3 separate regions of the Mus musculus genome follow, and regions 2 and 3 are each linked to region 1. Evidence: chromatin loops called from intact Hi-C (ENCODE). Cell type or tissue: left cerebral cortex. All regions are shown on one strand.

What was found. Peaks named below come from ENCODE experiments on the same cell type or tissue, not always from the same donor. Only the 100,000 strongest peaks of a DNase experiment are listed, where the experiment ranks them.
Region 2: a loop joins it to region 1, with 6 times the contacts of the local background. A loop is called at or near these places in 2 of 42 quality-filtered maps.
Region 3: a loop joins it to region 1, with 4 times the contacts of the local background. A loop is called at or near these places in 6 of 42 quality-filtered maps.

The regions. Positions count from the first base shown.
Region 1 is chr3:103,678,653-103,686,652 of GRCm38, reverse strand. No RefSeq gene overlaps it. Among named protein-coding and RNA genes, the nearest start is that of Olfml3, 55 kb to the left of the region's middle. In left cerebral cortex, no CTCF peak of the experiment used is centred here; DNase peaks (open chromatin) are centred at 2,738, 3,021 and 4,009; H3K4me3 peaks cover 500 bases; H3K27ac peaks cover 601 bases.
Region 2 is chr3:103,597,106-103,605,105 of GRCm38, reverse strand. All of the region lies in intron 3 of Syt6 (synaptotagmin VI), which reads right to left. Among named protein-coding and RNA genes, the nearest start is that of Syt6, 26 kb to the right of the region's middle. In left cerebral cortex, no CTCF peak of the experiment used is centred here; DNase peaks (open chromatin) are centred at 3,412 and 3,927; H3K27ac peaks cover 244 bases.
Region 3 is chr3:103,730,593-103,738,592 of GRCm38, reverse strand. Olfml3 (olfactomedin-like 3) reads left to right here and starts at 592. Exons shown (of 3, transcript NM_133859.2): 1 at 592-771; 2 at 1,356-1,641; 3 at 1,930-3,199. The coding sequence starts at 658. The coding sequence ends at 2,750. It overlaps LOC108168889 (a long non-coding RNA gene), which reads left to right and starts at 5,996. Exons shown (of 2, transcript XR_001783950.1): 1 at 5,996-6,341. In left cerebral cortex, CTCF peaks have their summits at 109 (motif pointing right), 731 (motif pointing left) and 4,495; DNase peaks (open chromatin) are centred at 683, 1,342, 3,557, 4,400 and 2 more places; H3K4me3 peaks cover 2,009 bases; H3K27ac peaks cover 3,880 bases.

The DNA.
Region 1 (8,000 bases):
TGACAATAAATAACCATCAAATAACGTTTCACTGTGTGTCCTGGCTGGCCTTGAACTCATTATGTAGCATAGGCTGGCCTCAAACCTACAGAAACCTGCCTGCCTCAGTACTGGGATTACAAGTGAGCTACCAGGCCCAGCAAAGACATCGTTCATTTTAGAGTAAATGCTGACCCTACTCCAACATGGCCATACAACCTTGTCTTAGCCAGTTATATCTGCAGCAGCCGTATTCCCAACTAAGCTCACCGTTAGAAGTGCTGGAGATTGGGGAAAAGAGGCCGATTCCAACCCATGATAACAATATTAACGTGATGGACAGCACTAGCCTTTCTATCTCGGTAGAACAAAACCATCTACTACTGGTTCTTATGATCTCATGTGCTTGACATTTAGTTTTTTTTTTTTTTTAAAGGTTGAGGCGATCTGTTTATATTTAGAATCATAAGATTTTTAAAGTGAATCTGAAGTGACCAGAAATAATTTAGTTCAATTCCCATATTTCATGGTTGAGGAGACTGAAGCCTAGAATTGTGATGTGATTTGGCAGAGGTCACATATCTGGACAGTGGCTAGTGCTCATCCCAAAACATTGGTGTGTGTGTGTGTGTGTGTGTGTGTGTATATGTGTTCACGTATGTGCATGTTCCTATGTGTGTGTATGTTTGTGTGTGTGAGCATGATTGTGTGTGTGTTTGTATGTGTGTGTTTCTGTATGTGTGCATGTTTGTGTGTATATGTATTAGTGCATGTTTGTGTGTGTATGTGTGTGTGCATATTTGTGTGTATGTGTATATATGTGTGTGCATGTATGTATGTGTGTGTGCATGTGTGTATGTGTGTATGTGTGTGTGCATGTGTGTATGTTTGTATGTGTGTGAGCGTGAATGTGTGTGTATGTATGAGTGCATGTGCATGTGTGTGTGCATGTGTGTATGTTTGTGTGTGTGAGCGTGTATGTGAGTGTATGTGTGCGTGTGCATGTTTGTGCAAGCATGTGTGTGTGTGTGCTCCTTCAGTTCTGAGGATGTGAATTCCATGCCTTGGGTGCTCTACCTAAGCTCTCTACCACAAATCTGTTGTCCCTGCAGCCTTAGGAAACCCTGTCCTCTCAGGTAGTGGCTCTCGATTGCTCTGACTTGGTCTTGCAGTTGAATAGAATTATATTTCACTTCCTTCACCTATACTGAATCATGTCCTCTCTCCAAGAGTGTCACCCACCTAAGGCCAACTGCAGCTTCAAGGGAAGAGCCAGGAGTCATACATGGGATGCTACCATCTTCTTAGTTTCAGAATACCGGTCTTCTGTTTCTATGTGATTTTGGAAAGATTCTATAGCAACAAGTGAGGCCAAGCCCTTCAAAACTGGAAAATAATGTGATGGGCCACACTCTGTGCCATCTGCAGCTCCTGTAATCCCCAGGTGGGGTGGGAGAGGGGAGGGTGGGGAGGGGGTTGGGGTGGAGGGTGTGAGTGTGGGGTGGGATGAGGTGAGGTGAGGATGGGGGTGTGGCTGGGGTGGGGTGAAGTAAATTTAAACATCAAACTCATTCTCTAAAGAGCAATTTTAGTTCAACAACATAAACAAATCTAGTGCAACAAGAACACAGGCAGATCTTAGAGTAAGCTGAAAAGATGGTCTTAGGGTATTTTTAGTATAGAATACTGATGGACTAGAAGCAGCTGAAGCAGGAAGGCAATTGCTAGCTCATGGTGTGAGAACATCAGAGGCTGGGCCTAGGGACTGTGCTGGTGTTAGTTTCTCCAGAACTGGTTTCTCTTAGGGTCATAAAATGGTTGCAGCATCTACAAAGGTAATTGCAGCACCTGTGATGTTCTTTTGACAAATGCCTTGTCCCCAGGGGGCTTTGCTGTCTCTTGGAAACCTTTCCTTCTATGACCACTCAGTTATCAGACACCGTAAACTGCTTGCTCAGGTCTGTTTGTGCACAAATCAGCCAATGCAGAGTCCATGTTCCAAAATACTTTTTTAAAAATCAGGCTTTCACACCTTGGACCTCCCTCCACCTGCTCTAATCTCCTCACGGTCAGCCAGGAGGCAACTGGGAACAGTGTCTAGGCTCCAGCTTAAGCTGAAATGTAGTTAATTCTACACCTGGTTACTCAATGGGTCCATACTGCAGAGGACTTTAGGGGGACTCCCCTCTGTTCCTACCTATTCCTGAATGCCCATAGGTGTCCCCATGTGGCTCTGGATAGTGTGGCAGATTGCTTTTTTCTTGAAAACTGAGAACAAACTATTTTTTCCAAAGCCAACTGTACTTGAATAATAATAAAGGCTAAGTTTCCAAACAGTACAAAGCCATGAATGGGTACCTAACAAGATTACATCTGCTTTCTGAAGACATTGGGCTGAAGGTATGGGATGTCAGGTAGACAGCTGTATTTCTGTCCTAAGCCCTAAAAGACTACAAGTTAAGAGGAAAGAGAAAACTTTCCCGGATGCGTGTGCTTCCCACGAGAGCTGAGGATCCCAGCTGGACTTGACGTTGCTCGGTAGGGATGGCTAACAGGTGTACTTGATGTGAAGAGAGTGCCTGACTTGGCCAGAGAATTTGATTTGGTTCTTGGCTCTTAATCACTTCCCTTGGGAATGGGAGCAGACTTGGGAAGAAGTCCTCTCATCAAATGAACCAGCCTGGCTGTGTGCAGCACTCTGATCCCTCCCCTCCTAGGAGTCTTGGTTGCAGAAACAAGATGCTGTGACAAGAACAGTGGCTCATAAGATCTATTTCTGCCCTCTGCTAGTGACTCATTGGATGACTCAAGGTGAATCTACCAATCTCCGAGTGCCACCCCCATCCCTGGGGAACAGACCATGGCAGAGTCGACCCCCACCCCCACCCCGACACACACCAAGGTCAGCTGTCTATAGGGGCTGGGCAAAGACCACCAGCTGCGTTCCCTGCGGCTCAGCCCCTCCTGGCCTTTCTGGCTCGTCCTCTCCTCCCACTCTCCAGCTTTATTCCCTGCCTTTCCCTTTCCCGAACAGCACCGCTCCTAAGTAACCCAGACAGGTGTCCTGGGATGGCTCTGCAAACTCTGCAGGCTCCCCCTGATCTGCGGGGGAGCAAGCCGGTGATTGCTTGCTATTAGCAACTCGGTTTGCAGGATAAATAATGTGAACCTGAGTGCTGGCCCCCGTGGGATAGGGCAGATTTCCATTTTGCATCGGGTCAGCTTCCGAAGCGCTGGGGCTTTGAGTGTTAATCGTTGGTTCTCTCCAGGCACCCCTCCCCGGGCTTTACAACGCTCCAGTCCTGGTGGGACTTTACATTAGAATCCGACCGAGAAACTATTGCCCTTTTCATTGTTTTCCTTGCAAATTAGTTTTCTAGATTTAATGGCTCTGGTTGCTGAGCAGATTGAAGAAATTGGGGCGGATGGTGAGGTGGGGTGAGCTGGGGAGCCCATTACAGGCGCTTGGCTATTGGCTAGGCCCAGAACTTTGAGGCTTTGAGATTTAGGTAGATTAATTCTCACGGGGGGGGGGGGGGGAGAAGGGGGTGTCTGTGAAGTGGGAGTGAGCTTTCTCTTTCCCTGGAAGGAATTTTATTTGTTGTTATTGTGTGTTTAAAAAAATTTTTTTTAGAGAACTGTGGTGTCACAATATAATAGATTGCAAAGGTTCTCTATGGGATGTGGGGGTGTGTTGTATTGCTCAGTTGTGGGCAGATCTTGTTATAGTCAGACATGGGGATTGAACATTGCAGAAGATGGCTTCATTAGTGCTGTACAGCAAAAGAGTAAAAGCAAAATAAGAAGGGAAAAACCCAAACCTGGGATGCCCTGGTCTGGAAATGTGGGCTTGAGTACATTCTGGGTGGGCAGACAGGGACAAGATGCATTTGCATTTCCAGGAAACCAGGGCCAGGCTGAGCTGGGCTGCGCTGCACTGCATTTGACACTGGAGGAGGTCAGCGGGCCTGTGTGAAGGATGGCAGGAGCTGGTAACCTGGCTGATTCATCTCTGAGTTTAGGAAGTGTTAGTCATTTGTGCAGTGAGTTGAGACCAAACAGTGCCTCACAGGCTGGAAAACAAGGCTGAGTGGGAGTTCCCACAAGGGGCTGAGCTTCACAGTAGGAAGATGGACGCGCATGTTGGGATGTGCAGCAAGAAAAACAACTATTAGTGAAGGAGAACTTGTGGAGAGGGAGACTGTGCCAAGGGAGCGGCATCATTAGCCTTCTGCTTCAGGTGGAAGCCTTTTTGGGCTAACAGGGTGATACGTGGCACTAAAAACTAAGCTGATCACGATGCAAATGTCCCTGTAGCATAAGATGGGGATAATTTCCCAAAGTAGGATCAAGGCTGTGTTAACGGGAATGCTGTGCATTCCTTATCTATCCTAGGCTCTGGAAGGAATTTGGTTGTTTTTGTAGCCAACAGTGTTTACTTTCAGGTCATCCAGGGAAAAGCAGACTGTAGCATTTGTTGTAGGGAAACCCAGAAATACAGTGGAAACAATTCCTGTGCCTCCTCCCTCAACACACAGGAGTTGTTCTCAGCTGAGAACTGAGTGCTAAGAAGACCTCCTGCTCATAAGTTCAATGAGTAGCAGGACCAAGAAGAAAATGGGTGAGTCTTGCTCCCTCCCAAGATGAGTGATCTCCATTGTCAACATGATGGGCTTTAGGATCACCATGGCAACATGCCTCTGGGTGTGACCATGAGAATGTTTCCAGAAAGGTTCAATGGAAGAGAGAAGACACACCTTGAATATGAGAAGGATCATCCCATTGGCTGGGGTCTCGGAGTGAGTAAAACAGAGAAAGTGAACTGAGAACTAGCATTCATCTTTCTCTGCTACCTGACTGTGGATGGAATGTGACCAATCGACAGCCATGCTATCCCCACCACGATAGACTGGATCCCTAAAAGCCACAATGAACCCTTCCCAACTTAAGTTGCTTCTCGTGTGGTTTCATGGTCACAGTGGTGAGAAGAGTAACTAATGGGAGGGGAAGAACAGCCCAATTGTGGTGGTTTGAATGAGGAATGCCCCCATAGGTTCATATGGTTGAACACTTGGTCCCCAGTTTATGGAACCATTTGGAAAGGGTTAAGGGGATGTGGCCTTGTTGGAGGAGGTATGCCACTAGGGGCAGGTTTCGAGGTTTCAAGAGCCCACACCATTCCCAGGGAGCTCTCTCTACCTTGTGGTTGTGGATCAAGATGTGAGCTCTCAACTGATCCTGCTGCCATGTGCCACACTCAAGGTGGCAGAGCAAATGGACTCTAACTCTCTAAAACAGCAAGCTCAGTTCAATGCTTTCTTTTATACGTTGCTTTGGCCATGGTGTTCTATCATGACACTAGGAAAGTACCTAATACCCCAACAGAAGAAAGGCTTTTAAGGAAGCTGTAGAGAGGGCTAAGTGAGACCAAGAGGAGGGTTGGAGAATGAGGGATGCTCACCTGGTCCTTGTGTTCCTTTATATGCAAGGATAGTAGCCGTCATTTGAGGACCTACTCTATTCTAAGTTCCTTTACGCTGATGGTTTTATTTAACCCTCACAATAATACTAAGGAGGCACCAAAGGATTAAAATGTTCTCTGAGTACTGAGAGGTGGTGGCAAATTCTCATAATCCTAGCACTTGGGAGGTTGTATCAGGGAGAGCACATGTTTAAGACCAATCTGGGTTATGAAGTGAGATCCTTATCTCATGAGGGGGGAGTTCTGTGACTTGCTCAAGGTCATTCCTCTTGTCAGTGGGGGATCCCCTTATCTCAGGCTTCCAACCATACACATGTCGAATCATGTGGTCCTAGGGAACAGAGCATGGTAGTTGAAGTTCTCTGAAGACAATGTATCTATATTAAGAATCTGGCAGACTACATGACATTGGACTTGACCTTGGAGACATTGTGGCTGTGCAGACAAGGGATGCTATAGGTCCAAGTCAAAATTATCTTGGACTATCTTAGGACCTCTTATAGTCAACTACTTTAACTCTTGATTCTGACTTAACATTCTCATGACTGACAGATACATTTTCCGGAATGTATTATGAAGCTTAACCTCCATGAAGGCTGACGCTAACAGTGCTGTGATGATAACATCTGACGCCTGAAGAGGACTGTGGCAGTTTTGTAACTGGAGTTTATGGAAAAAGCCTAAGCTCCAACATCCTCAAAATGCTGACTGGGCCTCCCATCCTCATATAAGCTTATTAAAGAGATGACTAATAGTGCAAAGCGGGGTGAAGAGATTGAGTCAGTGTGGCACATTGGGAGGTGGAGCAGGTGATGGGGCCTAGTGACACAAACTTTAGGCTTCAGTAGAGAAAAATTTAGGGTAGGAACTGAAAGGTCCACATTAATAGACAACCCTGGTTAAGATGTGGTCTGATGGATCCTGCCTCTGTTCTGATTGTGTGAGCTGGTCCTGAAGTTGTTACGACCAACATTGCTTGATGGGAGCAACCTGGTTCTCGTGAGCTTCATCCTTCTGCTCCAGGGCACCGCCCCCTCAGCATGGAAAATCACCCCCATTTGGGCCGACCTGTTCTGGGAATACAAGGTGTGGCTCAAGAGGAAAGGTTAAGGGTAATGACTTACCTCTGTATTTTCTGCCAAAATAAAGGAGGCAGAGACACAAAACCCAGACCTTGGTGGCAGATGTTTGTGCTGCTTTAGCTACCGTCGTCAGCCAGGGCCACACCATTTAGTAACGCTCTTCCATTTTTGTCGAACTATGACAATTCCAGAAACAGAAGTAGTTTGATTCCTAGAACTAAGCAGCTGGCTTCTGCCTTGCCCACCCTATCAACCCCTAGTAACAGCCTGCCAGGAAAGGTGTTTATCCATCACTTGCCGTTCTTAAACTCACCATTCCATGGTTACCTCTAGCAATGACCATCAGCAGGCCAAAAAAAGGAAACTTTTTAATCTCCTTTTTACCCTCCTTTCCCCCAAGCCTGTAAGAAGGGGACCCCTGGGGCTGGAGAGATGGCTCAGCGGTTAAGAGAACTGACTACTCTTCCAGAGGACCCTAGTTCAATTTCTAGCACCCACATGGCAGCTTATAACTGTCTGTAACTCCAAGATCTGGCAACCTCACACACATATACGTGCAGGCAAAAGCAGCAATGTGCATAAAATAAAAATAAATTATTTTTTTAAAAAAGAAGGGGACCTCTACTCTGTCACAGGGGCCTGAACTCTCCTAAGGTGTCCCACCATGCTGCTGTCTGTCTGTCTGTCTGTCTGTGGAGTTAATAACTCTTCTAATAAATCTCTTACCCACCTGCCTCAGTGACCCCCCTGGAACTCCAAACCTGTCAACCCGAGTTGCTTTATAGCAAAAGCAGTTTCTAAGTACTATCAGCTTGGATGTGAACCATCACCCCATCTGTCTGCCCTAAAGACTCAGGAGCTGACTGAGGGCTGCCAGATGATGGGTCTGGGGGAGGTAATTGGATCTTAAGGGCTCTGACCTAGTCCACGGCTAATTTCCATGTAGATTACTAATCTGTCGTTATTGTTTGGAGGTAGGAGAAAAAAAGGAGGTAGGGATGGCCCCAGGAAGTAGATCACTTGGGGCATGGCCTGGAAAGTTGTGTTTATTGGTGTTCTGCATGCTGTGAGGTGAACAACCCTTCCTGACTAAGTCCTATTGTCACTATGGGAGCCCCCCTCCCCTCAGGCTCAAAGCCAGCCAGCCGTGACTTGAAATGTCTGTATCTAAGTATTTCCTTCGGTAAGCCACTTCTATCGGGAGTTTTGTCACAGTGACGAGAAGGTAATACAAAGAGACTCCTCCAATCTGCTGCCACCAGCCTGCCTGACACTCCTGCTCCTGAGACTGGTAATCATATCTACTGATTTATTACTTTCTCCTGTTCTGTGTCTGTTCAAGTTCACATAACCTCTTCTATGGTGACTCAGAGTGGCTTCTATCATCCTGGACCGTCATCCCTCATATTTGGCTTAGAATAAACTGCTCTCTTATTTTTCCTGAAGTAGGATCCTCA
Region 2 (8,000 bases), 82 kb after region 1:
TAGCAATTAGTTATGATAACAATGATATGAAATTTAAACTTCCTTTAAAACCAGCTCATAAATTTTTTTATGTGAAAATAAATGATTTTTGTTTGTTTGTTTTTGAGCTGGGTGTCTCTGTGCAGTCCTGGCTAGTGTGGAACAACTGTGTAGATTAGGCTAGCCTTGGCCTAGCCCTGACCTTGCCATGATTCTTTTGCTTTAATCTTTCCATCATTTGTATTACAGATGTGTGCTACTACATGCCTAATAAATGAAATTCTTTTGTTTTTGTTTTTGTTTGGTTTATTGAGAGTTTTGCTTTAGCTAGCCCGAAACTTTGCTAATTTGAAGCTATGATTACTCCCACTTTACAGATGAAGAAACTGAGTCTTAATGAGATGAATAAAGTTTCAGAATTCAAAACGTGAGCTCTGAACCACCCCATGCTGATGTGTTGTTTTTCCCATTGCCTCCAATTCTAGGACCATTTTTTTTTTTCCTAGCATCTGGTTTATTTTACTTAATGGATGCTGAATTCTGTGCCTATGTTTCCCTCTCTGCATTAGCTGCCAGATGCTTCAAGTCAAATGTAAGGCCTCCAGCTCAGCAGTGTGTGAAGGCAGGGTGTGCCTGTTGTCTGGAGGCCCCAGCAGGATTCCATCTGACATCCTTTCACGTGTCCTTTTGCTACAGTTGCATGAGGTTTTAAGCACATCTTTAATCTTGCTTTTGTCTTGGGTGCTAGCTACAAAGTGACAACAAAATAAATGAAAGTTCTTATTTCCCTGCATGCTCAGACAACCAGTCTCTCTCAGCTTAATTGTCTCTATCTGCAAAACTAGGATAATGCCTTGTATAAAAATTTGTTAAGGATTAAGCGAAACAATACAGGTTAAAAAGGTATTGTAGATTCAGCAGTGTGCTAGAAACAAGGTTGTCTTATTAGCTTGTTGTTACTGATAGCAAGATGTGATCCCTGTTCCTGAATTATCAACATCACAAATAGTTGACCCAGCTTGGGAAAAACAGTGCTGCCTCCCTGGGACCCAGAGCTGTGTCCCTGAGAAGATACTCAAGAGTTGCATGGTACGGGCTGGTGAGATGGCTCAGCGGGTAAGAGCTCTGAGTTCAAATCCCAGCAACCACATGATGGCTCACAACCACCCATAATGAGATCTGATGCCCTCTTCTAGGGTGTCTGAAGACAGCTACAGTGTACTTTGTATAATAATAAATAAATCTTTGGGCCAGAGCAAGCAGGGACTGAAGAAGGAGAGTTGACCAAAGCAAGCTGTTCTAAAATTCAATTCCCAACAACCACATGAAGGCTCACAACCATCTGTACAGCTACAGTGAACTCATATACATAAGGTAAATAAATGAATCTTAAAAAAAAGAAAAAGAGTTGCATGGTACAAAGAAACTCAAAGACAGATTCAAGCTACCTGCTCTTCAGGCACGGCTCACCGGAAACTCTGCCCACTAAAAAGCTATCTGGCTGGAGATGGTTCCTTGTGAGGTTGTAGGAGGCCTTATCATCTGGTAAGAGGAGACCAGTGGCCTAACACCTCAGGATTCTGATTACAAGGGAACAGTAGCTATGGCCTATGGTGGCCACCAGCCCAGTCTCACTGCCCCACTTGTGTGAGCCTACCCACCTGCCCACCTCCTTTCTTCTGCTCTTAATAATACATCATTGCCTTCCCTATGGCATTCTTAAATGTGTGTGTGTGTGTGTGTGTGTGTGTGTGTGTGTGTGTGTGTGCCATGTGTGTGCAGAGCCCAGGAGAGGCACAGGGAGTTGTGAGCTGCCTGATATGGGTGTTGGGAACTGAATTCAAGTTCTTTGGGAGAACAGCAGCAAATCTGAAGAGACATCTTTCCAGTCTTACTTTCTGGGCTTTTTTTTTTTTTTTTTTTTGAGAATTACTTAATTCTAGAAACTTCTAGGCCTCATCCAGCTGGTGCATCAACATCACAGATTTGAACCTCTTTCGAGAGCATTCTAGAGCACCTCCCTGACTCTACTGCATTCACATGGCCTTTTAACAACAGAGGATTTTGTGAAAAATATTATCTACCTTCTCCTTTCTCCTCGCTTCTTTCCCTCTCTTTTCTTCTTTCTTTCCAAAATATCTAAAATAAGTATGTAACCATTTACCTTAAGGCAAAGGAAGATAAAAAATATATTAGGGTTTTATAGCACCTAAATTATTCAGACAGGTATGGTGCCTCGTATCTACCAGTACTGCTTTTATGGGGCTGAGGCAGGAGGATTGTTGCAAGTTTCATGCCAACCTGAGTGATATAGTGAGACCCAGGCCAGCCCAGTGATGTAGTGAGACCCAGGCCAGCCTTTATGTGCGTAAGCGAGTAAGGCTTTATGAATGAATAAATAAACAAATGAGAAACTGATCTCAATCCTGCTTCTCTGCTCCATCACTTTAAAGCTATGTGGCTCCAGGGAGTTGCCCCAGCTCTTCTCATCTACAAAATGGATTTCTTCCTGTATTGAGAAGGTGAAGTGAGGCCATGTATTTGAAAAGTTCTTTATAAACATATTAGGTGTTATTGTTGTTAGATTCAGGAGCAGTGAACCGTGACCATAACCTGAGAAGCCCCTCTCCTTCACTGAGGGTCTCTAGTCTCTAATTTCAGGCCTGTGGCAGTGGTTGTTTTCCACATCTGGTTACTGAGGGAATAGCGGATAATATTTGTTGGAGGCCACACAAGCAAGGACAGCTTCAAGCCCTGCATGGCAGGGTCAGAACCATGCTCACAAAAGTTCTTGGGAACTGCTGGCACTGAGTCTACGCCCATACCAAAATCCTTCCCAGACCTCATAAACCCTGAGTACGGCTTGGCCGACTTTGGCCTCCCTTATCAGCATCCCATGGCCATGATGGGGGAGGGTAAGCTTTATCCTCCTTTGAAATCACCTGTGAGACACAAGGCTCTGTGGATGCAGTGTGAGGCTTAAAACCACTCTCTTGGCTACTGATAGGATACCCATTTCCCAGGACACAAGGGCCCCTAGAAACTCTCTTCTTCCAAGTATGCTTCATTACTACCAAAACCATCCCTCTCTGAGGTGGCTGGAGTCCCCTGGGAGGAAAGAGTGAAATGGGCTATTCTCTCTCTCACTGTGAGAAAGTGGGGGGTCTCTCATTGATTCCCCAATGTGGTACTCATGTGAAGGGGTTGTGTGTGTGCACGTACCCTCATGTTAACTCCTCTTTCCTATTTCATCAAATGGAAACAGAGTTCAGCCAGAGTTTCTCTGATTTAAAAAACAAAACAAAACCTTCCAAATCAGGTTGGAATATTTTTCCTTAGGGTACACTAATTCCCTGAAGAGAGTTGGGTGTCTGCCCAGCCTTGGTGGGGGAGGAGGAGGGAGGGAGAGAGGGAGGAAAGGAAGAGAGAGAGAGGGAGAGAGAGAGAGAGAGAGAGAGAGAGAGAGAGAGAGAGAGAGAGAGAGAGAGAGAATGAGAATTGCCTTGTCAGCAAGACTGAATTATTAAGGCATCCACAGTTTGCATTTCCTGGCATAGCACAATCCTACCCCAAAGCACTAGAAACAGGAAGAAAGTTTGGTCTTCATAAATTCCCCTTAGAAGCCACCCAGAGCCTTAATCTCCACCTGCAAGATGCCAAAGCAACCTGTCCTGCCTCAGTTTTCGAGCTGCAGAGAGCTGCACATGCATGGTGGCCTCTGGGCACAAGTGCTGGCTGCTCTGTGCCCTTCCCAGCACGTTTCTGCTTGCCGCTTGCCGGCCACCTCTCAGCAGCAGCTGACTGACTGTCTTGATACAGGGCAGTCTCAGCAGGGTGGTAGGGCTCTTTCCAATGTAGCTCTCCTCCTCACAGGGCCCTTGGGAGTGACTCAGCGGGAGACCGCTGCTGATGGTGTGGGGGCGGCACTTCCAAGTCACAAAGCCAGCCCTGTCCCCAACTTCTCCAGAAGAGAAATGTGTCTCACATTGTCATGACACACCACAGAGCTGTTTTCCTCCTCTGAAGTTGGCGGAGCCCAATGTGTCACTAAGATGACTCAACCATGACTCCAGGGGAGAGATGGAGCCCCTGGCCAGTCTGGTGCAGATGGGACAAAGACAACTTCTTTCCACACAGGTAGCCTTCGTTATTCCAGTTGGGCAGAGGCTTCCAGAGGCACAGAGGGGCCTCAAGGAGGCTTGCCGGGGTGCTAGGGCACTGGAGCAGCAATCCTCCTTTTAAGTTGATCTTTGATCCTGGCTACCAACATACTTCTGTCTTCACAACTGCCCAGATTTAGACCCCAGCCCTTCTTTTGATTTTCCCAGTGTCTCTGGGACTTACCTGGTGGTCTAAAAAGGAGCTGTGAGTGCTAGAGTGACCAAAAGAAAGTAAGCACAGGCCATCAACTGACAAGGCCTGAAAATGCACGCCCAAAGGTGAGACTCTTCACAGGCTCCTCCCTCGGTAACTCCTTTGGTTCTCTCTGGTAACTCTCTGTCTAGTTCTGGGAATTGGTACCCTCTCTTTTTGCCGTATTTATCTGTGGTTTCCTCATAGCCCTGCTGTATCCCCAGGAAAGACCTTATGAGGTCTCTTCTTACCCGTCCCCCTGCCCTACCACCACCCCATTCAGGCCTCAGCTGGAGAGTAAGAGCTAGCAGACTCCCAGCCAGCCACCAGCAGTACCGGATGGGCTGAGATGGGGAGTGGGTACCCCTGCCTTCAGTCTCAGGTACAGTTGAATTCATCTTCCCAACAGGGACCCCTGCACCACCTGCAGCCAAGTGGCCCTGCAAGAGTCAACAGTGCTTAGGTGATACGAGGAAATCGATGTCATTGAGAAGCACAGACAATCTCCTGGTGAGGATGCAGGGAACAGGCTATGGCAATAGGTAGCAACCTCATTTTATGCCATGGTGTCTTGATGGGAAGGGGAGGCTGACATGGAGGTTGGGGAGAGAAAGCTCAGCTATCCTCAGCAGTCTAAAGAGGGGTCCTGTGTGTTTATGCATTTGATCTTGAAGCCTGGAACTGGGGAAGCGGGGGGGGGGGGGAGGATGGGGGACAGAAGGGTGGGTGTGGTCGCACTGAGAGGTGTGGCCGTCAGTCGGGGCACCATGAGGCCTTGGTAGAGTAAATACTCCTCCAGGTGACACTGTCACTCACTTTGTGTGGCGAGGGTGTGTGGAGCTGGCCAGGAACACAATGACTGGGTCACTGAAGGAAGAGTCTTCAGAGACAGAGAAAATGACATTTCTGACAATGGGAAAGCTGGGGGAGGGGAGGGGGCTGTGAATATACAGGCTCCAAGACAGAAGCAGGCATCTTGGGAGATCCTTCTTCTAGCCAGCTTCAGAGAGGTAGATCAAAGGAAGGTCAACTCGCCCAGGATGACCCCGACCACTCACCCAGTGACCCTGAGCAGGCTGCCTAAGTCCACGGAAACTGAGGATTCTCCACAGGAAGTGAGGATTACGTTTAGTCTCTGGCACTTAGCATGTCACACTCGAGACCGAGTGGCTATCGCTAAACCAGCAATCACGAGTCCACACATTCCAGTCATCTAGGTTTGTCCTCTTGCTTCTCTAAAGCTCGCCTCCACGCCCACCACCCAAATGTCTTGAGTTGACAATACACAACAGTTATTAGAAACCATTCTCAAAGTCGCCCACTGGTGATGTCTAGGCTATGTCAAGTTCAGAACCTCAGTGGGACAGAACTCTAAAATGACAGACATGGAAGACCTCTGACGTAAGTTAGTATCTCTCAAGCCATGAAAACTACCCGAAAGGTTAGTCTATGCCGACCAGATAAGGCTAACGGTCTTAACAGTATCCTCCAGTCCCAGCAACTGGCCTTCATCCCAAGGCCAAGTGGATTCCATGGAAATCACTCCACCCTCAGTGTCAATACAGCTCAAGAGAGACACTCAAGACCTTAGGGACTTTGTCTAGAAAGGGAAAAAATGAAATATTCATGAAGAATAAGTAGATATCAACTCAGACATGAGAGGAAAAGCATGGTTACTGGGGGGAGGGGGGCAACTTCTGAGAATGAATGAGAATCAGATGGGCGTGGGGCTTGGGGGGCTTGGGGATTGAGTGAGGGCTGGCTACTGCTTTAATGATATGTCAAATGCCATAAAAGAATGCTAGCAATTGGGCCAGCCTGACCTAGACTCTGTAGCTCATATGCCACCTTCTCCCTCAAGGTATTAATATTTATGCACAGGGGAAGTTTTGAGTCAGGGGCTAATGCTGGCTCAGCACAAAGGCACACTGGTGACTGGCTTCTTTTTTCGTCTTGTTTCACCTGCTGATATTGCCTTCTTCTGTACCCTTTGGCAGCTCGTTGTATAGGCAGTGATAGAATGGGAGCCTTGGGACAAACGTGAGGTGTTAGGAAAACAAAAAGGGCAAGAGAAGTCCCTCTGAAGAACTAGAGTCAGGGCAGGTGGCAGGAAGGACACAGAGTGGCTGTGAGATCTAGGTCTCTTACCCAGTAGCTTATGCAGTCACCTGGGAAAGTCATGTGATTCCCACAGTCTTAATGTGCTTATCTGTGGCGGGTGCAAGCTGGGCTAGATCATCTTTGAGGACTGTTCCAGCCCTGACCTTTTCCAAGACCAAGAATGAGATCAGAGTCAGAACACTGTGGACCACAGGAAACAAGAAGTCTGCCTCAAAATGGCCCCAACACCTCAAATCTGTTGTGATTCTGCTCACTCGTTTGCCCCAAGGCCCTGGTCTCTCTGAATTGTTGCGGATTTAGAGGACACAACACAAAATTGTGACAGTGACCAGAGGGCCAAGAAACATCCCTCCAGGGAAAAATGTCACTGTGTGTTATCAGAGGACAGAAGAAGCAGACAGGCACATATGTGCTCTTCAGTAAGGTAGAGAGGTGGTGGAGCACCTGTGTTGGAGGAGCAGAGCTTAGGCCTGGTGCAGGAGCTGGTTGCCTAATGACTTCCCATTCATTCCCGTGTAAGGCAAAGATTAGCTATTTATACCATTGAGAGGTATAGTATACTAACGAGGGGTGCATAGGGCTGGGTACAGGACAGTGTGGGCTTACCCAGTCAGCTCTATGCTGCAGCAAGTTGCAAGAGTAGGGGGAGGTAAGTCTGGGTTGTGCTGTGGTCACCAGTGGAAGCAGGGCTCTGCAGCAGGCAAACTCACGCAGGCAGCAGGGCTTGTAGATGCTAAGGGACTTGTCACAGGAAGAGGGGAACTGTCTTACTGCTCTGAGCCTCAGGCAATCATAAGGCCTTTTCCTCAAAGCTACAAGGGAGGGCCTATTGCAAAAGGACAGCTTTAGAAATAAGAACACCCACGGCCAGTAGAGCGCTATTGAGCAATTACGCTTAAAGCCAGGTCACAGCCCTGTCTGGACCAATTAGCTTTGTTTTACAGCACCACATAGGAAACCTCTAACCCCAGGTAGCCAAGAAAGGCTGCTGGTCCCAAGTGGCAGGAATGAAGGGTATGGAATAGTTGGTGCACATCCATTACTTCTGCAGAAGGAAGGGCTCAGACACAGAGCATGTGGCTCGCCTCCCATACCATCAGGATCCTAGTGAAGACTTCATATGGGATGGAATCCTAGTAAATAATACTTGCCTACCCTTCCTGGGTGCTTGGTGGGTTGTCTCTAGTCCTCTGCTTGAGGAATCCTGGTACCTCAGGTAGTCTCAGGAAGGTCAAAGCCTGGTGGCTTTAGAATGCCGAGCTAGACACTGAGAGGTATATATATATATATATATATGTGTGTGTGTGTATGTGTATATGTATATATCTCCAATATGGAATGTCTGCCTGACCAAGATAGAAGGAATCTAATGAGGGTGGGCGCTTCCACCCATTGGTCCAGGGAGAGGGTACTCTGAGAGGGTACCAGGAGAGAGCGAGCAGTGCAGCCAGAGACTAATGAGGATAATGGGGCTAAGCCTGAGGGAGCAGCAGGGAAAATGAGCATCTAGTGAAGGCAATCAGACAGACAGAAGCTCCCACTGAGCT
Region 3 (8,000 bases), 52 kb before region 1:
TTGGTACTCCATAGGGAGCCCTGTGATTTGGCTTGCTTAGGTTGAGATTCTCCACACGGTGAAGTCCTCGCCTGATTTCTTTGCCATGGGAGATGGCCCCAGAATGCTCAGCACAAGGTGGCGCCAATGAGCTATAGAAAGTTGACTTCCCTTTGCCCCAACCCCCATCCCCTCAAACCTCATCTCCTGTGTTTCTGGCTTCACTGAACAAGGCAGAAAATCCATTCTGTTATTTCTGGAGAAGGGATAGGTTAATGAAGGGTGCTGGGTTCTTACCGAGTCAGCACTGGAAGCCCTCTCCTAAAACGAATGGAGTTTGCTGAGTTTTCCGGGGGTCTCGGCTTCCTGCAACTTGCTCATTTTTCAGAAGGCCTCTGCCTCCAGATTGCCATCTCTCCCCTTTCCGGAGGAGCTCACAAGTCTAAGTTGCTGGTAGTTAAGGCTTCTGGCGACTGTGCAAAGGGGCCATCTGTGTTTGATCAGGCCAGGCGGGAAGGAGGGGGTGGGGGTTGTAAAGAGACTGAAAGCATTCCAGAGTAGTGAGAGACACCAGAGATGGGAAGGAGGAGGCCCCGCCCCCGCCCCGCCCCCAGAGCTAACGGGCTGGAGGGAAAGAGGCCGAATGCACACACTCCTCTGGCCCCACTTAAGGCTGCCATGGGGCCCAGTGCTCCTCTGCTGCTCCTCTTCTTTTTGTCATGGACGGGACCCCTTCAGGGACAGCAGCACCACCTTGTGGAGTACATGGAACGCCGACTAGCTGCCTTAGAGGTGAGGGACTTGTTTCTCTTCTCACCCAGGATGAGTCCACATCTATAGGTGCAACTAGCTGTCAGGGCTCTGGGAGTGACAAGATCGGGTTGTGTAAGAAGTCCTTAATGACGAGTAGCCTCTTAACTACAGACTTTTATTTCCCCAACATAAGACAATTGCCCAGCAAATAAACGCAACACGGCTCCCTCAGATTAGATGGAATAAGGGGGCAGGGGAAATGAGAGTCAGAATCGGGCTGCATCTATGCTGCTATACTGTTCAAGTTTCCCAGGCAATCTGCCTGCAACTTCCTGTCCGTTTCTTCCCCGCACCCCACATCTACTCCCTTTTGGACAATTTGAAGTCTGTAGCATCCTAATTTCCTGGAGGCTCAGATCACTGAGAACGCAAGGTGAAGGACTCTTATTCAGGCAAATTAAGCCAGGTTCCTCGGATGGGATGGTACCACTGACTAGTCTCCTCTGCTGTGGGAGCATGGCTGAGCTGGTCCCTTTCCTGGCCCTGACTCCCTGGCTGGGCCTCTGCTTGTCTGGGAGCTATAAACCTGCAACCCACCCTTCCTGACTCCCCGATCCCTTCAGGAACGGCTGGCCCAATGCCAGGATCAGAGTAGTCGGCATGCTGCCGAGCTTCGGGACTTCAAAAACAAGATGTTGCCTCTCCTGGAGGTGGCAGAGAAGGAGCGGGAGACCCTCAGAACTGAAGCAGACTCCATCTCAGGAAGAGTGGACCGTCTTGAAAGGGAGGTAGACTATCTGGAGACACAGAACCCAGCTTTGCCCTGTGTAGAGCTGGATGAGAAGGTGACTGGAGGTCCTGGAGCCAAAGGCAAGGGCCGAAGAAATGAGAAATACGATATGGTGACGGGTAAGTGATCTCACAGAGGTCCAGACAGTTTCAGAACTCCCCTTTCCTGCTTTTCTTCTTGTCCCAAGCCACCATAGCTCTATCTTTCAGAATGACACATTCATTGAGAGTTTCTAGAGGCCTGTCCTTTATCGGTACTCCATCTCTCAACCCTCCGTGAGTGGACACATGCACGGAAAAGTGTGTCTCTGTTCCCCAGGTGGCCCACTCTGGGGGAAGTTCCTGTTATACACATCTAACTCTTGGCCTCTGTTTCCTTCTCCTGTGCTTTCTCCTCTTCCCCACCAGACTGTAGCTACACAGTCGCTCAGGTGAGGTCAATGAAGATCCTGAAGCGGTTTGGTGGTTCAGTTGGCCTATGGACCAAGGATCCGCTGGGGCCAGCAGAGAAGATCTACGTGTTAGACGGCACCCAGAACGACACGGCTTTTGTCTTCCCAAGGCTGCGTGACTTCACCCTTGCCATGGCTGCCCGGAAAGCTTCCCGAATTCGGGTGCCCTTCCCCTGGGTAGGCACGGGGCAGCTGGTGTACGGTGGCTTCCTTTATTATGCTCGAAGGCCTCCTGGAGGACCTGGAGGGGGTGGTGAATTGGAGAACACTCTGCAGCTGATCAAATTTCACTTGGCAAACCGAACAGTGGTGGATAGCTCAGTGTTCCCTGCAGAGAGCCTGATACCCCCCTACGGCCTGACAGCAGATACATATATCGACCTGGCAGCTGATGAGGAGGGCCTGTGGGCTGTCTATGCCACTCGAGATGATGACAGGCATTTGTGTCTAGCCAAGTTAGACCCACAGACACTTGACACAGAGCAGCAGTGGGACACACCATGTCCCAGAGAGAACGCAGAGGCTGCGTTTGTCATCTGTGGGACCCTGTACGTTGTCTATAACACCCGCCCTGCCAGTAGGGCTCGTATTCAGTGTTCCTTCGATGCCAGTGGTACTCTCGCCCCTGAAAGGGCAGCACTCTCCTATTTTCCACGCCGATATGGTGCCCATGCCAGCCTTCGCTATAACCCCCGTGAGCGCCAGCTGTATGCCTGGGATGATGGCTACCAGATTGTCTACAAATTGGAGATGAAGAAGAAGGAGGAGGAAGTTTAAGCAGCTAGCCTTGTGCTCTTGATTCTTATGCCCAGACATTTATATTCCTGTGAGCTCTCCTGCAGTTCATCCTTCAAAACGAAGGCCAGTGGTGGTAGCTCATATACCCTAATTTCTAAAGGACAACCAAATTCTCAAGCCCCTCTGTTTTATGCAGAACTCCAGATCCTGGGTAGCATTTTAGAACTGAACAGCAAACAAACACCCTAAATCTTCACTCCTGCCTTATGTCCACAAAGTTTAGTTCCAAACTCAGAGCCCTGTCCTTTGGAGAGGGTCAACCCCAGACAGCAGGCGACAGCATTCTTGCCCTCAGTATGACCGAAGGGAGAGAACTCAGAGACAAAGCTGCCCTCCCTCCCTTCCCCCTCCAGTGTAGGGGAGAATGGGGCTTTCCCCACATCACTTTGTATGGTAACAGTTTGCATTAAAAGGAAAACCCACCATTCCTCTCTGGTGTGTTTGGGGTAGCCCTCTGATCAGAGTTCTCGTGGCTCTGCCTTCTTCCTCCTGCCCCAGTCTCTGCTCCTTAGCCACGGCTGGGCTGGGCTGGCCTCCTTTAGCTCCCTCGGGAACTTCTCTAGTTACACATTTTACTGTGGGGCACTGTTGGACAAAGGCCTCCCCCTCCACACTCATGTGCTCCACAGCAGCCGCAGAGAACCAGCAATGGCACTCAGCCTCTGACTGCTGGACACTGGAGCCCAGCCAGAGCCAGGGCTTCCCATTCCACCTCTTGGTGGATTTTGAACCAGAAAGTGACTCTTACTAGCTGTGGAATCTAGTGTAGAAACCAGCGTGCGGTATCTATGTGTGTCTAGCCTCACCTCTGAAGTGGATTCTGTCTCTGAGCCCAAGTCCCCACTCCCACCTCCAGCACTGGGGCTTCCTGGGTCTGGGTTGCACAATCCTTGGTCTGAGCCGCTCCGATTTTCCTGCTGCCACAGCGTCTGCGGTTTGGGCAGGGAGGAGGGGCAGTGACCATCCCAGATGTTGGTCTGTCTCACCAGCTCCCCAACAAACACATCCCTACTTTCCTTCTCTCCACCCTCAGCTGTGCACCCTCCCACCCCAGCCCTGGAAACTGGAGTCCTGGAAACTTAACCCCTGTTGGTCTAATGTGCACCCGACTTCAGGGGGGCAATCCAGGAAGGATTGGAAGAGCAAGAGGCTTTGGATTCCATCTCTGGGAACCTGCTGGTCTCTGCACGATGTCCCTTCCCAGGTCTCATCTCCAGGGTCAACTTCCAGACAAATAAGGCTAGCTGATGGATAAAAGTCAGTGGGGGAGTTTAACCTCAGGCAGCCCTTCTGGATTATCACCCAGGGAGGAAGGGGGACAGGAACACAGCCTTCTCTCCCAAGTAGAACCCTCCCTCCTTCCACCCAGGATGGGGTGGATCAGTCAACACTCCTCCTTTTGTCTGTCTTTCTTCTCTCCACAGGCAGAGCTGCTCCTGACGTAGGTTGGTAAGGAAGAGGAAAGAAAGGCAGCAAAGCACCTCACAAAAGCGCTATTGTAGGGAGCCTGAGGCGGGTGGGGGCCCTCTCCCATTCAATTCTCTCCTAATGTGGGGCTGGCAACAGTAATCACCGCCTGTCAGCCCATAGAGGGGTCTGCCCACGGAACATCTGGCTGCAACGCAGGGCATATCGGAGGGCTGTGGAGGAGGGGATTCTCTGTGGAGGCCTTGAGGAGAACAGGTCCAGGGGATGACAAGGTGTAGAGTGGCGCTGTGGCGCTGTGTGCATGTGTAATGTGCGTGTGCACATCTCTCTGCATGGCTGTGCGGCTGAGCACCTGTGTGAGACTGGGCTACCCAGGGAGACTGCACGTATACAAATGAGTGGCTTTGTTAGGCTGTGTACATGCGACCGAAAGGGATTTTAGGTTTGAGAAAGACCGAGGAGGGCACTGAACTCCGAGTGTGTTGTGTGACTGCAACTGCACGTGTATGAGCACATGGCAGTAGCTTGCCCCCTTCCCAGTGTGGCTGCGTGCCTAGAGGGTGGGCCTGGGACTGTGCCTTTTTGATGCCCCTAATGAGGCTGGCTCAGGTGATGTATGTAAGCAATATCAGTAAAGGCAAGTATATGGGCTGTGTCTTTAATAAATGGCTGCATTGTCTACAGCCTGGGTCCTTCAAACAGGTGTGTGCTTGTGACATCTTCGTTTGCCAGAATCCTTATTGGGAAAGAAAAAATAGCAACTCACTTTTGTTTTTTTGTCGTTGATTTGTTTGAAAATTTTCTTGGAAAGGCTTGCATAGACTTATGTGAAAGGGCAGGGACTTGGTCTCCCTCTCCCCCCCCCCCCTCTCTTTTTTCCTTCCCATTTTGGCTCTTGCACAGTGGCTGGGGGCTATTTTGGAAGTCTTTCAGAAGCTGAGAGGTGCTGTGTGGGTAGATGTCGTGAACTGTCCAAATTCATCAAATGAAACGATCTGCTGCTCAAGGAGACAGTCTTGGCAGCTGAATCCCATCATTAAAATCAGCCTTCCCTACCCCCAGCCCCACCCCAGATCTCCTAGGCCTCCCCCTTAGCTGAAACAGGCTGTGACCTCTTGCTGGCTAAAAGAGCTTGGGAAACCCAGACCCTACTGGAGGAGAGTGAGTTGAAAGCCCACAAAGAAATTCCACATTTTCCCCCAATTGCAGGCCAGAGGACATCCACCATTTAAAACCAGGAAGGGCCCTAGCTCTGGAGATACTGTCCTCCAGCTGTGCTCTGCCGGCAGAAGTCAGGGTTGAGAGGACCTTCTCACCCCACTCCAGGCCCCCAAACTTTCTGTCTCACTGTCTAAAGCTCTTCTTTTTGCTTTAATGTGCTTGCCTCCTTGGTGCCTGCCAGGGAAAATGAAGTGCTTGTCCGCGCCACTTAATTGGAGGCCCATGAGCCTGGGGTAGTGGGGGGAGAGAGAGAGAGAGAGAGAAAGAGAGAGAGAGAGGCATTGAATCAGCTCTGTCCCGGTTTCCTCTGTGATACACCTGAGCTAGTCAGGAACCAAGAGCCCTTTCCCTGGCTTCCTCCTTCAGCCTCAGATTTTCCAGGCCCCTTTCTTCCTGGCCGTGTACAGAAGCTGTCCTGAGGCTCCTGGGAGTGTCCCTTTTCTTTCTTTTTTGTTTGTTTGTTTGTTTTGTTTTGTTTTTGTTTTGTTTTGTTTTGTTTTTTTTCTAGACAGGATTTCTCTGTGTAGCCCTGGCTGTCCTGGAACTCACTTTGTAAACCAGGCTGGTCTCGAACTCAGAAATCCACCTGCCTCTGCCTCCATGGTGCTGGGATTAAAAAGGCGTGCACCACCACCACCCGGCGAGTGTCCCTTTTCATATCTCTCTATTTTTCTAGCTGGCTTAGGTCAAAATTGAGAGCTTCTGAGAGCTGCTGAGACTACCCTAGTGTCCCTTCTGGCCTTTCCATTGGGTCTCCAAGGCTTGCTATTCAGCCTGTCTGGCTGCTTTACGGCATGCTCTCCGTAAGCCTGCCCTTTCTTCAGCTGGAGGGCAAGACCTGTTTATCTGGTTGGAATCTTCTTGGTGCCAGCAGCCTGGGAGAGGATGCCACGTCCTTTGCTGCTGCAGCTGCCAAGACTGGTAAGCTCTCTCCCACACATGAGTTCACTTTTCTCTTTGTCTTCTGCATATGGATGGTTTTGTCTAGATGTATGCTGTGCAGGCCTGGTGCCCACAGAGACCAGAAGAGGGTGTTGGACCCCAGGAACTGCAAATACAGATGGTTGTGAGTGTCATGTGGGTGCTGGGAATTGAATCCAGGTCCCCTCTCAAAGAGCAGCCGATATTCTAACTGCTGCGGCATCTCTCCTCCCCCTCTTTAATGCCTAGACTCACAAGGCAGAGCTTCAGAGATTAAGTCTTTATTTATGGATTTAATAACTACACAGAAGAATGAAAACATAGATTCCGGTGTGTATCAACTAAAGGGCAGCAGAGGGAGAAAGGAACAGGGAAGGACTCCCAGCCCCAGCTTGCCAGAACAGTTCCCGGGCCTCTGGGGTCCACCCCCTTGAACATTTGCCTCTCTGAGAATAGACTTCCTGACCACAGCTGTGATGCTCAGGAAGGGACAAGTCAGATTCTCCTTTCTGGGCATTTTAGAAATGATGGATCAGAGAACTTAGATCCAAGGGCACTTTCCCTCCTCAATTAAAAAAAAAAAAAAAGTCATCTCTTTGGAGTCACTTTTGTCTGCTGTGGAGAGACGGTGAAAGCCAGACTGCGGGCCAAAGTGGGCATTGGTAGAGAAGCAGGCAGGGAAGAGGGGCTGGCCCAGGTCAGTGTTCACAGCCTGCCTACAGCCATCTCTCCTGGGCGTGGGGGGTGCACAGCACATTCTACCTCACAGGTCCCACAAAGTGTCTGCATCCTTGCATACCTCCTGGTATAGGTTTACTGGCTTTGTGTAAGCCCTAAAAACTGGGCTTCTCTTTCCTACACCCCAGTCAGTGACTTATAGTCACCCTACCTCCCAACCAACCAGTTGTTCCATGCCTGAGCTACCAGGAAAGAGCTACGACCCCGGAGGATAGTCTTCCTTGAGCACAACCCAGGAAGTTTACTAGAATAAGGAAAGAGCCTGTGGTAGGCCTGTGGCTCTCCCTGTGGAGCCTCACTCAAGCCATGCCTCCTCCATAGGGTTCCCCCTCAACCCAGGCACTTTCTCTCCTGCTCTATCCATTCATGGCTGTTGCAGTTTGGCTCTTTAAATGTTGCTTTGTTTTATGTGTGTGTGTATGGGTATTTGGATTGCATGTTTGTCTGTGCATCACTTGCATGCCTGCTTACCTTTTGAAACCAGAAGAGGTGTTGTACTCCCTGGAATTAAAGTTAAAAAGGCTGTGAGCCACCATGTAAGTGCTGGGAAGTAGACACCAGATCTCTGGAAGAGCAGCTACGGAGCCATCTCTCTAGTCCACATAGTTTGCATCTTGAGTGGCCCTGCAAAGTACTGAAGGCTTGGGCCCCAGATGATGTCACTAGGAAGGCTTTGGGACCTTCCTAGTTCAAGAAGGGTGAGTCTGTGGCATTAGCCTGTGGAGAGAGAGAATTGGGCTCCCAGCCCCTTCCTCTGTCTTCTCAACCTTCATAGAAGTCACCTTTACTTCATCACTCACCCCCCACCCCCCACATGATGCCTAATGCAGCCAGGCCTGCTTACCCTGGACTGAAGCCTCAGGATTGGTCAAAGTGACAAACCCTAATCTAATGATGGTGTCTTTTCATCCCATTGTAGCT